4 separate regions of the Mus musculus genome follow, and all the other regions are linked to region 4. A link is a contact called in ENCODE POLR2A ChIA-PET data. All regions are on one chromosome and are shown on one strand. The core of a region is the stretch at or near the end of the contact, and the rest is flanking DNA. Distances in the headings are between cores, read along the strand shown.

Region 1 (3,574 bases), core at 849-3,348, 150 kb after region 4:
GTCAGGTAGCACAGGGACAGATGGCTACCTAGTGCTGGGGCTCCCAGGACAATGTGAGAAGGGGCCCAGCAGAGGTGGGAAGCAAGAACAGAAAGTCTAAGTAAGGGCTGGGCAGGCAGGGAAAACAGAGGGGCCCCTGGGGCAGGGAAGGAGACAGGCTACAGGCTACAGACAAATATCTACAAGACTGTAACTGAGTCTCCAGATACAAAGTGTACTATGATATCTCCTCAGCAGCCCTCTCCCCGGGAGGAAAGGATTAGAAAATCATTTGTCAATCAGACCTATACAATCCCAGCTTAGAACACACACATTCACAGGTGCGCCTGGATATGCACAGGTACATGGAGCACCTGGCACAAGGACATTTCCACCCCAAACATCAAAACACCCCATGACAGTCAGGCTTCCTGCCCTCCTAGGGAGAGGATGAAAAGTTTGACTGGAGTCTTGCATAGGGACCCTACAAGTTTAGATACAGAACACCCACAAGGCTTGGGGAAAAAAGGAAGGGAAGAAGAAAGCTGACTACAGCTAGAGCAGGGTGGGAAGAAAAGGTTGGCCCAGTCTGGAGACACGCCCTTTTGGTGACTCTGAAGGCAGCAATTACTGGAGAATTAAAGAGAGTGATTAGCCCTTTCCTGGTAGTGGTAGGAGCCCCTGAAGACCCACGTAATGAACCCATTTTGAGGCAGGAGCTGTTTGGGGAACAGTGCAGTCTCCAGCCTGGGGACTGTCAGATACACAACTAATGGGACACAGAGACATCCCGGACCCCCCAACCTTCTGCAACCAAGATCCTCAGCGCCTATGAAGGTGCTGGCACCAGGCTGCAGGCTGAGCAAATCCCACTTGGTTACAGGGAAAGATACACTCTTTCTTTTTGCTTTTTGAAACATACCGGATCCATCCTCTCCATAGTTGAAAAAAACTAGCAACTACTCCGGCAAGACACTTCCCCAGGTGTTAATTATTAAAGCGATGCCATCCTCCGCCCCGCCCCCCCCCCTTTCAGACAGATGGGACAAGGAACCGCGATGCCCGAACCGTAATGGCCAAACCGCACCAGTTACAGCATCAAATCTGCAAACCTGGAATCCCTTATACTCTCAGCTGGCTGACCGAAACCCCTAACAGAACCCCCAAAACCCCCCAGGATATGGCAGTAGGAAAGCCACCCCCAGCTGTCCCCAGCTTTGCCAAGCTTCCCTGTCTGCCGGGATGCCCTGGACTAGTGTGCACGCGGAAAACTGCACATTTCATGGCTTACAGAAAGAAGGGAGCTGGAAAGCAAAGAGACCAGGGTACAGAAGCGAGGTGGAAAGGCTGCCATTGCAATAGCAGATACGTGTACTATTTATTTTCATTTTTAAAATGCAGATTATATGGTGATTTACAGATTCTGGACATGCGGGGGTCAAGTTTGCAAGGCCATGATGGGTGAGTGTTTGGAGGGGACAGCTCCAAACCAAAGGGAACCAAAATGCAAGCGGCGGGGAGCAGGGACTTGGAGTGGGTTTTTTATTTTTAAGGATTTGGGGTTGTTGAAGGGATGGCTGGACCGGGCCACCCACGCTGTCATCTTTTGTGCCCTGGAAAGGGGACGCGGCGCCCCGCCCCCGCCCCGCCTTTGTCCGGCCCCATCGTCAACCCCCCCCACCCACCCCCAAAAAAACACACCCTCCTTTCCCAGGCACACAATCGTTTTGTCGATCAACAAACAGCAGCTTCGCCCGAACGGACAAAAGCGCGGCGTACTCCGCCGCCCTGAGGAGCCGAGTAGGCCGCAGCCAAAGCCTCGGCCTGGAGTGCGCGCGGCGGCCCAAGGTGCGGCGTGGGGGCAGGCATGGCGGCCGCGCGGCCCCCCAAAGGGGCCTGGAAGCTGCTGAGCGCCGCCACGGATCGCACACTCACTCACCTGGCGCAACGCGCGGCCCGGGCCGCAGACAGCAGGCTGAGCGGCGCGTGCCCGGCCGTCTCGCGTCGCCCCCGCCGGCCCTCACTCGCTCGCCCCGGCCACTGGGCTCCGAGCTTCGCCCGGTCTCTTTGCTCCTTCGATGGTTCGCTCGCTCGCGGCCGAGCCCTCAGCAAGAGCCCGGGGCGGGGAGGCGAAGCTTCAGAGGGGCGGGGCGACGGCTCCTACTCGGCCGCCATTGGGCATTCAGCCCACGCCCGCACGCTGATTGGTGGCGGCTGACAGCTCCACCCCTCCCCTCATCAACACCGAGCGGCCCCGCCCTCCGCGACCTGGGGCGGGAGCAGGCACTCGATTTCTTCCCTTCATTGGTCCAACCCCGAGGACGTGCCGGCACCCACTCACGTGCCTAGTGACCGGCTCAGCTTTCAGTGGGTACGAAGCATGCCCGTCAAGATGCACACAGCCAATCCGGCTGCGGTCGGGTGTAGGATAGCCCCGAGCTCACGCAGATTGACAAGCGCGTTCTCAGACTTTACTGAGACAAACGCGGATTGGTGTTTGGTACCGGTCTCTGGGTGCCGAATGGTTGCGACTGAATGTCAATCGCTGTCTTGCTGCTCCAGACTCCACCCTGTGATCGGGCGGCTGCTGAGTACGTGATTTCCTGCACAACATCAGCTCTGGGTCCGGAGACAGTGGTTCGAAACCCAGTAGTTCTAGATCTAGAGTCAGAATTTGAGCCCAGCTTTGCAAAAGGCCGAACTAGGGTAAGAGGATCTCAAAAGCGTTCCATATTGCCCTCCCCAAACGTTCATGAGTTCCCTAAAACGTGCGCGACTTGGTCCACCCCACCCCCCACCTTGAACTGATAGCTGTACCCATGGAAAGCGTTGCAATAACTCAGTGGAAGAGGATTCAATTATCTACTTCTCAAAATGTCCTAGGTCCTACTCTCTAGCTCAGCGTATTGCAAATTGGAGGCCTGGGCACCCAAATTCCAGCTACAGGTGTCCAAGCCCCTGCTCCACACAATTGTTTCCATCTCTTCATTGTGCGATGTGAAGGGAACAGCATCACCACACCAGTCACCCTGCACTCAAGAGCATTTAGTTAAGGTCTGATATCATCCCCATCAATATGCATTTATAATTTTAAATTTTTATTATTTTGTATATATGTGTGGTATATACCTCTACAGGTCAGAGGGCAACTCTGGAGTTTGTCATCTGGGTTGTTAGGCTTCACTGCAAGCTCTTTTATCCAGAGCCTGCTTTGCAAACTACCATTACGGCTTCTATACTTGAGCAAGCAGAGGTGACAACATTCCTGTTTTATGGGGTAGACTAGAAATCCTTCTACTTTAATATCTAACATCTGGAAAGTACCCTCCTTAGAGCAGGTTCTTTGTGCACCCAAGATATTTGTTCTACCCCCCTAGTCTGTTGCTAATTCACTAACTCTCAAGGTTACACATAAATTATTCCAAGCTAGACGAGTCTTGAATTGTTTCCATTGCTCTTCATTGTGCAATGTAAAGAGAACAGCCATCACCCACGCCAGTCACCATGTACTCAGAATTTGGACTACACCATCATCTTTAGTTACATTGAGCTGGAGGCCAGCCAGGGCAACTACATAAGACCCTGTCTCAGGTGA
Region 2 (3,241 bases), core at 329-2,828, 170 kb after region 4:
ACCCCACCCTGGGAGGACCAGGTGGCATAAATTAGGCACTTAAAAGTTTTAATAACCGGCGAGTGGGGACACTTGAATGTGAATTGCCAAAACACTCTGGGTGATCCAAGAACATCCATCCACCACGCTTCCAATGAGGGAAGAGGGAAAAAATGTCCATGGCGGGATAAAGACCCTGGTCGGGCTGAAAAGTGCCAGCAGCTACTCATTCATTCATTCATTCATTCATTCATTCATTCATTCCACGTAGTCTTAAGTCCCAGTAACTGGAACTCGCCAACTCCGAAGCGGACTGGAACCTCTCAAGTCCCAGGAGGGAGAACTCGGTCACAGAAGGCAGGGGCCCCCGCGCACGCACACACACACACACACACACACACACCACTCAGGACTCCCCCAAAGTTCCAGACCCGTGCCTCCCGCGCGCGTACTTAGAGCAAGACACCCCCCCGCCGTGGCCATGGCAACCGGCAGTCCGGGCCGGGCCACCCGTTAGCGCGCGCTTGTGGCCACAAACTCACCTGAACCCCACCCACAGCTGGCTGCCCTAACTTCCCCTCGGGACACAGACCCTGGCCTCCCGGAAAGGCGCTTTAAAGACCCGGGAGGCACAGAGCCCACGCCCACATCCGCCGCCGCCGCCCAGGCCAGACCCCTGGAGCCCCGCCGTTTAAGTTCCGCCCTTCCCGGAGAGCTCGCTGCTGATTGGCTCCTCCCGGGCTACGTGCCCCGCCCTCCTCGCATGCGATTGGCCTAGATGACCTCGGAGACGCCTGGGCGCGCGAAACCCGACTCGGGCGCGACAATTGAATCTCGGGGAGTGTCCGCTCTTAGGCGTGGAGCCGCGTGCACTTCCCCGCCGGACCCCACGCGTTTCCCGCGAACTTTAGCGGCACCCAGGAGAGTGAAAAACCAGGTGCAGCGTGGAGGATTCCTCTCAAGTTGCCCCTCAACGGATGCAGAAGCACGCATGCGCAGTGGCTGTGCAATGCCCCGAGCCACGCGCGGGAAACTTATGCCAAGTTTTCGGGTCTAACCGTGTGCACAGGGCCGGAGAGGGAGGCTCAGCGTGGAGGACACAACTCGGATTCCTCTTACAAGAGGTGTGGAACCCACGCGTGGGCAATGGCCCTCTGCAGATCTCACCCCACGCGCGGGAAAGTTTTGCAAAGCTCCCCCCCACGACCCGGGCCGTCAACGTAGTGCGCCTGACCAGTAAGAGGGCTAAGCGTAGAAGACACCCATCGGATCCCCTGAAGCAAGCCCCCGCAGCCTTGTGTGAGAAGGGTTCCTTTCAGTTTTGCGTGGTGCCCCGCGTGCCACTGTGTGCATAGAACGCGCTCTTCCACTCACCTCTCTCACGGCGGCGATCCGCACTCTCCTCTCCCTTGGAACGCCTGGTTCTAGGCTAGGGCTCTGCGGCTGGGTGACCCAGAAGGGAGCCGCGTGAGTGGCTGAAGACCCAAGTGAGCACTAGAGCGCGGGTTCCTTCCAGCTGCTAGGACTTTTTTTCCCGCGAAAACTCAGGGCGTTTTTATTAGTGTGCACAGGCTGCTGCGGGAGACTTCCACCCCAATTGGGTGGGGAGGGCTCTTGATTCCTGATTGGCTGGCGCTGTGGCGGGAAGCGAGAAAGCAAGTGGGGCGTCCGCATGACTAAGGATCTACCCCACCCCCGGCTCCGCCCAACGGGCCATGGACTTTCCCTGCCGGCTATGCTCACTTTACCAAGAAGGCCCAGTTCCCCCACCATGTAAACCTCATAGCATTCCTGGGAGAGGAGAAAGGGACACCACCACCACCCCGAGACTTCTGACCACACTACATGTCTATTCCTTCTGAGCTGGACAAACTTTGACCTCTTAATCTAAGCAACCCTGAATCTATATTCATATCCCCTAGGGGAACTTGAGGGGTGCCTCCCCACCAGATACCCTGCACCCCATGTCAGGTCTGAGCTCATTGAGTAACAGAACACTACAGATGGTCTCTCATGCTACCCATCCGCAGGGCTTCTTTTCCTGCCTGGTTTCCCCACCCCCACCCTGCCGGTCAGCAAGCTGTCCAGGCGTGCAGGGCCTCCCTGCCCCCTCCACCCCGGCGGCCTGCTCTGTTCTAACCATTCTTGGCGGACACTTGGCGCGCGCTGGGCATCTGTGCAATAACTAGTGGATAGAGAAACCAGAGTTAGGGGGCCCAACTGCTTGTGAGGCACACCCTCCCCTCCAGCATTTGCCATCTCTGGGAAAGCAAATCCTGACCTAGAAAACAGTGGAGAAGAAAATAATGAACATAGAGGACAATTCCAGGTACATCCACAAGTCATGAGGTCAGAAGTGACCAGTGGCCACGTGGGGGCTGGGACAGAGGCACTTCCGGCTGAGGAAGCCAAGGACACATGAGGTATAAAGAAGGCTTAGAGGGGAAGGCAGGAGGAGGCACCTGGACTGGAACAAGTAAGGCATCAGAGGCCGAGTGAAGGACGTTGGTTTTAAAGGTCCTTAGCAGAAAGACTTCCAATTTTTGTTTAACTGTGTTTGTTTTTTAAAAGAGTCTCACATAGCCCAGGCTAGCCTTCAACTTGCTCTGTAGCTGAAGATGACTTAGAACTCCAGAGCCTCTTGCCTCCATCTTGCTAGTTCTGGGCTAACAGGTATTGCACTAACCCCAGACCATTTGTGGGGCTCGGTAGAAGTTGTCCCTCCAAAGATGTTTCAAGTATCTTTCCGTGAGCCCCAAAGGTCTCCAGGCCCTCACCTCTCACCTCCAAGAGCTGGGAAAACAGGGATTTCTAATGGTAAGGAAAGATTTCCCAGATGGTCATTAGCCTCCTGACACCCTCCTGGCACTCAGGCACTTGGAAAGTAAAGCCAGGAGGATCAGGGGTCGAAATCCATCCCTAGCATGGGCTACAAAGACCATCTCAAAAAAATGCATGTAACAAAGATAATTAACATTAAAGGTCAAGGCGAGGGGCTGGAGAGATGGCTCAGCAGTTAAGAGCACTGGCTCCTCTTCCAAAGGTCATGAGTTCAATTCCCAGCAACCACATGGTGGCTCACAACCATCTGTAATTGGGTCTAATGCCCTCTTCTGGTGTATCTGAAGACAGCAACAGTATACTCATATAAACATAAAATAAATATTAAAAAAAAAAGTCAGTGGGGCTGGTGAGATGGCTCAGTGGGTAAGAGCACCCGACTGCTCTTCCGAAGGTCAGGAGTTCAAATCCCAGCAACCAC
Region 3 (3,366 bases), core at 165-2,664, 240 kb before region 4:
CTCGGGCAGCTGAGGCAGGAGGATCATGCAGGCCAGACTGGAGACAGGAGAATCAAGACCTCAAGGCCATCCTCCGCTACACAGAGGGTTTGCAGTCTTGCCAAGGCAACCCTAGAACTTGTCTTCAAAAACTCCGATGACCCGATCACCCCTTAACCCTAAAAACTCCTGACGACGCTGAAATGACCTTCACATTTTCTCCAGCTTTTGCTCCCTGATATTGACCTACGACCTCTGAAGCCCCTAGGCACTGACGAGTCTACGCCCCTCAAAAGTCTCAACCTCTTCCGCCTTTACAGCCATTGCGCCCCGGCGCCCCAGGGACCTCCGCGCGCCCTCTGACCTTTGCTTCCAGACCTCCGCCCTCCGCCCGCCCACCGGCCCGCGCTCACCGCAAATGCCGCCTAAGGCCGTGGTGATGTAGGTCTTGCGATGACACTGGGTGCCGTCGGGGACCTCATGGTAAGATTCAAAGAACCGCTTCACCATCGCCATACCTAGCTGGGCTTGCTCGGCCGACCCTAAAGCGTCTGGGCGAACTCAAGGGTAGCCGGCTAGGTCAACTCTCGCGAGGTTTCCAGCGCGCAACTTTATTGAACGCCTTGGACGCAGACAAGGCGTGCGCGCATGCGCGCAGTGCAGGTTTGTACCGAGGTCTTATTAATCCCGTAGCAAGATCTGTGTCGTGCTCGGTCCACAAGTGAATCTGGACAGAGACGCCCGTGACGTCAGGAAAGGTAAACTGAGGCCATGAAGAAAAACGCCTCCAGCCCTAGCGAAGACGAGGTTTCTAGTACGGAGAATGTTGATAGTGCATCCAAGGATGGGATTGACAGGTCGCAGGACAGCCATTACACTGTCAGGCAGGTCAGCGATCGAAACTAACAGAAGGTAGGACAATCGCAGGGCAGATATTACAGCGCGAGGCTAGTGATACCCTAGTTAGCCGGAGCTGCACGGACGCGGCGGGACACAGCGCAAAAGCGGTTGGCTCGTCAGGGATCCGGACTGTGTAGGGGTGTGGTTTCATGCCCATCTCAATCAGGACCGCGTGTAACTATTTGGGGGCGTGGCCAGGCTGGGGGCAAGGGGACCAATCGTGAGGATTTAGCGTGAGGATTATAATTGACGGAGACCAGGCCCACTCTGCTTTGGTTTTAAGTCCTCGCTGCACTCGCAGGCACAGCCACACTCAGGAGCTGGTCCTGAAAGGGACGTGAACATTGGCTACGGGGCGTGGCCGCACTTAGTCCTGCCCCTGGTAGAAACGTGGCCAATAGTGAGAGCCCAAGAGGAAGCACACGCCTTCCTCCGGGGGGCGTGTCTTTCTTGACGTCACTTCGAAGTTGGGCGGGGCCTCTTGAGAAGGTTTAAATTAATGCAGCGGCAGCCTGGCAGCTGCATGTGAGGGAGGGGGTGGGGGGTGGGGGTCGGGCTCAGGGGCGGGGCTTCTTGCGTTGTGGGCGTGACCCGACAGGGCGGGGTGGGGCCTGCACGGCAGCCGGGGGCCATGTCTGCGCCGCCACCTCTGCAGATCCGGGAGGCGAACGCGCACCTGGCCGCCGTGCACCGACGCGCAGCGGAGCTGGAGAGGCGGCTGCTGGCGGCTGAGCGCACGATTGGTGCGCAGGCCGAGCGCCTGGCCTGCCACGACCAGCACCTGCGCGCCGCCCTGGATGAGCTGGGTCGCGCCAAGGACCGGTGAGGCCCTGGAGGAGGCCCGGCGGACATCCCAAAGGAGGCGGGTGGAAAGGGCTGGGAACCGAGAGCAAAAATTTCCGGAGCACTAAATGCCCGGCATCACAGCACTAGGAGGGCTGAGACTGGAGGATCAGGAGTTCGGGCCATCCTCGACTACATGGGGACTTTAGAGTATAGCCTGGGTTACTTGAGAGCATTTCAAACTGTTAAAATGAAGCCAGCTGTCCCACCCACAAGGCCGAGTCTGCCGGTAGGTGCAAGAGTATTGTGTCTGATGATCGAAGGAAGCTGCTGGGTAGGGGCCCACATCGGTAGACAAAGGCACAGAACACCCCTATATAGAATAGTCAGATCTGTGACAACCATTTGTGACCATGCGGAAGTCCTACCGAAGGACACACAAAACTGGCACTGTTTTGTTTTTTGAGAGAAGGCTGGCCTTAAAGGCACTATGTAGCTTTCAACCCCTGATCCTTCTGCCTCCATCTCTCGAGTGCTGGGATGACAGAGCGCCAGGCCTGCTGTGGGGCTGAGGGTGCTTTACCAATGACATCAATGGCTCTGTGTATAAAGACACTCGCCACTAAGAATGACAAAGAATTTGATCCCATGGGGCAGGAGGAGCGAACCAACTCTTGAAAATTGTACCTTGACTTCCACATGTTTGCTGTCACATGTGTGCGCCTATGCACATAAACAAGCACACAAAGAAGTAGTGCAGGAGGAGACATAGGGAGTCTCAGAGGATTCTGGAGCAGGTAGATGCCCCCACCCCCACCCCCTGTAGGTAACTACCTTATTTGGTCCTCTTACCAGGGAGATATCTGCCCTCCAAGAGCAGCTGCTGAGCTCTGAGGCCACAGTTCGCAGCCTGCAGGCCGCAGTGGACCAGAGGGACCAGATGATCCAGCAGCTACAGCCTCGGGCTGACCTGCTGCAGGACATCACTCGCCACCGACCACCCCTGGCCGCACTGTTGGCCACCCTGGAGGAGGCAGAGGAACTGGGCCCCTTGCCGGCCAGCCACAGCCATAGGGCCCAGCTACTTCCTGATGGGCCTGGCCCACCCCTGGGCAACAACATGGGAAAGGAGGAGGGCCAGGACGACCAGGACGACCAGCAGCCTGCTGTGTTTGGGACCACGGTGTGAGCTGTCCTGACAGATCTCAGAATCTGTGGTCACGGCCCCATGGGGATTCCACTCTTAGAGTCCTGGACATCACCTAGAGGGGTCTTGAGACATTACCCGGATCCCATCTAAACATCACAACAAGTGAAAACTCAAGATCTCATTTAAACCCCCCCCCCCCCCCCAGTGCTGGAGTATCTGCTACATTCCACTGGTTTTAAATAGTTTCAAAAACAAATGAAGGTAAGGGTGGTAACTCTGGGAGGAGCATTCTCCACCAGGCATACACAAAGCCCAAGCCAGACAGGCACCCCAGCATCAGTGAGATGGTGGGGACTGACCCTGAAACCTCGGTGTTTCCTGTTTGGGACAGGGTCCCAGGTAGCCAGGCTTGCTGTCTCAGGAGTGTGGCATGGATCCCTGCTAGGCTGACAGGCTCCCACTACAGGCCCTGCCTGTGGGGAGTTTGTCTTTTTGCTTGAGATGGGGTCTCTCTCTATAACCCAGGCTTCCCTTGAATCCTCCTTCCAAGTACT
Region 4 (3,292 bases), core at 448-2,947:
AGCCGGAGGGGAGAGTCTTGGAATCTGGTTGGGATAGTAGAATGTTGCGTGGTTGTGGTTTCCTTTTTGGGGTGTCCCTCAACCGAGGACCCTCGTGAGGGAGAGATATGTGCCTAAGATAGGACTGTTCTCCGTCTGCTGTGCATCCCAGAGCTCATCTCTAGTCCTCTCTGGTCCAGCGTTTGGATGAGGAAAGGTCCCCGCCACTTCCTCTCCCTTGCACCTGACGTCCCAGAAACTAGAAGCCTCGTGAGGAGGAGGCCGCCCTTCCTCTGTCCTCTGTGGCCGGTGCTGGGGGTCGTGGGGGAGGCTGCACTTGGTGGACAGCCACACTACGATCAAGATCCACCGGAGGGTCCTCAACGAAGACCCCGGACGCACCAACAGGGGCAGAGTCTCCCCTGAAATCGGGACAGCGGGGCTGGGGGGAGGGGCAGGACTACTGGGGGAGCCAGGGCTGCGGGGCGGGGAAGAAGGGGCTGCTGGGGGGAGAATAGAGCAGCCGGGGAGCGAGGACCACGAATTGGGGGACCTGCGTGTGAGGCGCAGGGGGCTCTTTGACCTTTGGGATTAGGAGCTGGGGTTTGCGAAGAGTGACCAGAGAGGGCAATTTTGTCTGAGGTCGCACAGCACGACAGTGATGTCAGGGTCGCCCCATCTTGATCTCCGGGGCCATGTGTGGCTTCCCTGTTTTTCTTACATATAAAAAAAAAAATAGCGCCTTGTCTCTGACGCCCCGAGGTGTCGTGTCATCTTCCATGCGTTCAGGCGACAGGCGACTCCGCTTTAATTTAGTCTTTTCTTCTTCCTTCTGCCCTGCCCCGCCCCCTCCACTCCGCCTGGCGGAGCTGCGGCGCATTTCTCCGTGGGACCTGTAGTTGAGAGGGCTTCTATGGTCCGTGCCCTGCACTCAGTCTTTACCCGCTTCCTTGGAGCTGACTCAAGCCCCTCCCCCCTTTTGGGAGATCCCTTTTGCTTTAGGGTGACCTCACTGTTCCCCCGGTGCTCTGCTGTGCCACCCCTGCTGCGTTTCCAGACTACGCTGTCTCAGCTCGCTGCCACCTTATCTGTCCCAGGCTGCCCAGGGGGAAGCCACTCCGTGACCTCGCGCGGGCGGGATCGGATGTCGCCTCCGTGGGGTTGTTTCCCTGTGCGCCCCACGCCTGTGGGTGTTTAATCGAATTCAGCTGATAATTAACCCCTTGATTAGCAAATAAAAGGATGTGCGGTGTGGTGGCCCGTGCTTACACCAGACGGAGGCCCAGAGAGGATCCCCGTGTTCCCGTCACGCAGCACGAGAGTGATACTCTGGGAATTAGAGAAGGGACCGTGCAAAGGTTCAAATCCCATGTCTGCGGCTTGCTGGCTGTGGTCTAGGGACAGCTCGACTTCTCTGTGCTGTTGTGTTTTCCCCACCTCTGTGAATAAAAGAGACAGTACCCACCCCGGGGTTTATCGGGAATGTATACATTGGGCGCTCAGCGGTTAGGACCACGGGGTGTCCTGCTGCCTTGAGGTTTGTTACTGAGTTTTGCATGAGAGTTCTTGTTGAGTCTGGCATCCCCCAGCCTCATCTCCAGCCCCTCCAGAGCAGTGGATGACTCAGCGCTGCAAACTGGGGCGTTCCCCGCCGCTGGCTGCCTAACCAGGCTGCCCCACTTTTGCGGGGCGGTTAGGGGCCCAAGGTGGGCGGGAATGACCTCCGCGGGGCTCTGGGATTCCCAGAGTTCTGGAAGGACGGCTTGCCTACAGCTCCTTAGATGGGAGGCTCAGAGGTGTGAGGCTAGCCCGGACTATCACATCCAGAAAGGGGGGTCAACAAAAGGGCTCAGCGGGTAAGCGCTTGTGGCCACACGCTGGAAGCCACAGTCGCTAAAATGGATAAAATAAAAAGTTGATTTTAAAAAGTTCAAAGAGGAAACACTCAGCCATTTTCCCAGAATTCTCCAGTGTTAGAAGGGACAGCAGATCTGAGGAAAGGGTCTGGGAGGGATGGCCCAGAGAGGGAGAGGATGTCCCTGAGGCTACACCAAGCAGTGTGGAGTCAGCTGGCCCAGTGCAGTAGAGGAGGCTTGGAACCTACCAGTAGTTAAAAGGGGGAAACTGAGTCAGGAAGCCACAGAAAGAGCAGCTTCTCAGTGGTCGATGTCATTCCAGTACCCAGGAGGTTGAGGCAGGAGGATCAGGAGTTCAAGGTCATCCTGGGCTACATGGGGGGGGGGGGGCTGCAGTTGAGGCTAGCCTGAGCTACATGTCATCTATGTCACCAGTACTCAATTTGTGTCACATGTCACCCCCCCCCCCATTGGCATGAAATTGGGCATTTTACTCCAGTCCCCTGGTCTCTAGCTTCCAGAGGACCTAATGGAGCGAACAAAAACTCTGAAGTCTGGAGGTGGCCCCCCTCCTCAGCACGGCCCTCCACAAGCCAGGACACATCTACACAGGAGTCATGCCTGTCCCCAAGTTTCCCCAGCTGTCAGTGTGTTGTGTCTACATTATCCCAGGGATCCTTCAATGACTGGGGGACAGCTGGTGACAAGTGGTTGGGGGTGCCAGGAGCCTGGGCTACCGTGTCCTTCACATTCCGGTGAGCCCTGGTACAGGCACCAAGGCCACAGAGAGATAAGGCCCTGCACAGAGAAGGTTAGCGACTTTTCCATGGACACACAGATGGCAAAACCATCAACCCTGTGTCCGAGGATCAGCTCTCAGGGAGCCATGGGCACCAGGGTTCCAGAGCCCCTTGAGTGGAGCCTGTGTCTTGCAGGTGGAGAAACTGATGCACAAGGAAGGGGAGAGTATTGGAAGGCTGGGGCCTTTGAGTCCTGCACAAAGTGGTTTTCGGCGATTCCATGCAGCCCGCAGAGTCCTCTTTCCTCTTTGGACAAGAGCCCAGTAGTTGGATTTTGTTCCCTCTAGCTGTGTGATCTTGGGACAGTTGCTAAGTGTCTCTGGTCAGTATGCTTTTCCAGCAGCTGGGATTCCCAGGGCATCTTCCACATCTCCCTGGCCATGCGGCCTCATGACCTTTTCCGAGCGAGGGGTGTAAGTCTGGGCTGTCATCGTCCTGGTGCCCTTCTGGCCTTGGCCAAGGGCCATGAAAGCAGGTGCAGGGGTATTGCTGTGCGGCCTTAGGTGCTCATGTGACTTCTCTCAGCTGCACTCGGTGGCATCTGGCCCAGAGTGGAGCTATCCAGTGCCTGAGGGGTCAACATTGAGGTGCTGCCCTGTGACCTGGTGACCTCGTGACCCTATGACCAGAGCGCTGGGAATGGGGGAGGGGCCATAG

What was found. ChIA-PET counts read pairs that join two places held with the same protein, here RNA polymerase II (POLR2A).
Region 1: POLR2A ChIA-PET joins it to region 4 with 28 read pairs in embryonic stem cell. The contact joins the promoter of Kdm4b here to the enhancer-like site in region 4. POLR2A ChIA-PET finds 5 or more read pairs at or near these places in 4 of 5 experiments (Patski and embryonic stem cell).
Region 2: POLR2A ChIA-PET joins it to region 4 with 22 read pairs in embryonic stem cell. The contact joins the promoter of Uhrf1 here to the enhancer-like site in region 4. POLR2A ChIA-PET finds 5 or more read pairs at or near these places in 4 of 5 experiments (Patski and embryonic stem cell).
Region 3: POLR2A ChIA-PET joins it to region 4 with 18 read pairs in embryonic stem cell. The contact joins the promoter of Vmac here to the enhancer-like site in region 4. POLR2A ChIA-PET finds 5 or more read pairs at or near these places in 3 of 5 experiments (Patski and embryonic stem cell).

What each region holds. Positions count from the first base shown.
Region 1 is chr17:56,324,574-56,328,147 of GRCm38, reverse strand. It overlaps Kdm4b (lysine (K)-specific demethylase 4B), which reads right to left and starts at 2,098. Exons shown (of 23, transcript NM_172132.3): 1 at 1,919-2,098.
Region 2 is chr17:56,301,674-56,304,914 of GRCm38, reverse strand. It overlaps Uhrf1 (ubiquitin-like, containing PHD and RING finger domains, 1), which reads right to left and starts at 1,578. Exons shown (of 17, transcript NM_010931.3): 1 at 1,354-1,578.
Region 3 is chr17:56,714,969-56,718,334 of GRCm38, reverse strand. It overlaps Vmac (vimentin-type intermediate filament associated coiled-coil protein), which reads left to right and starts at 1,414. Exons shown (of 2, transcript NM_178926.3): 1 at 1,414-1,701; 2 at 2,518-3,366. The coding sequence starts at 1,511. The coding sequence ends at 2,851. It overlaps Ndufa11 (NADH:ubiquinone oxidoreductase subunit A11), which reads right to left and starts at 573. Exons shown (of 4, transcript NM_027244.1): 1 at 393-573. The coding sequence starts at 495.
Region 4 is chr17:56,470,621-56,473,912 of GRCm38, reverse strand. The region is part of intron 1 of Ptprs (protein tyrosine phosphatase, receptor type, S); the gene reads left to right. It overlaps Gm32822 (a long non-coding RNA gene), which reads right to left. Exons shown (of 4, transcript XR_385656.4): 1 at 1-3,292. Among named protein-coding and RNA genes, the nearest start is that of Gm32822, 2.8 kb to the right of the region's middle. Within about 2 kb of position 1,697, at least 1 of the 3 ENCODE cell types and tissues checked has a DNase peak (open chromatin) inside an H3K27ac peak, as active enhancers do.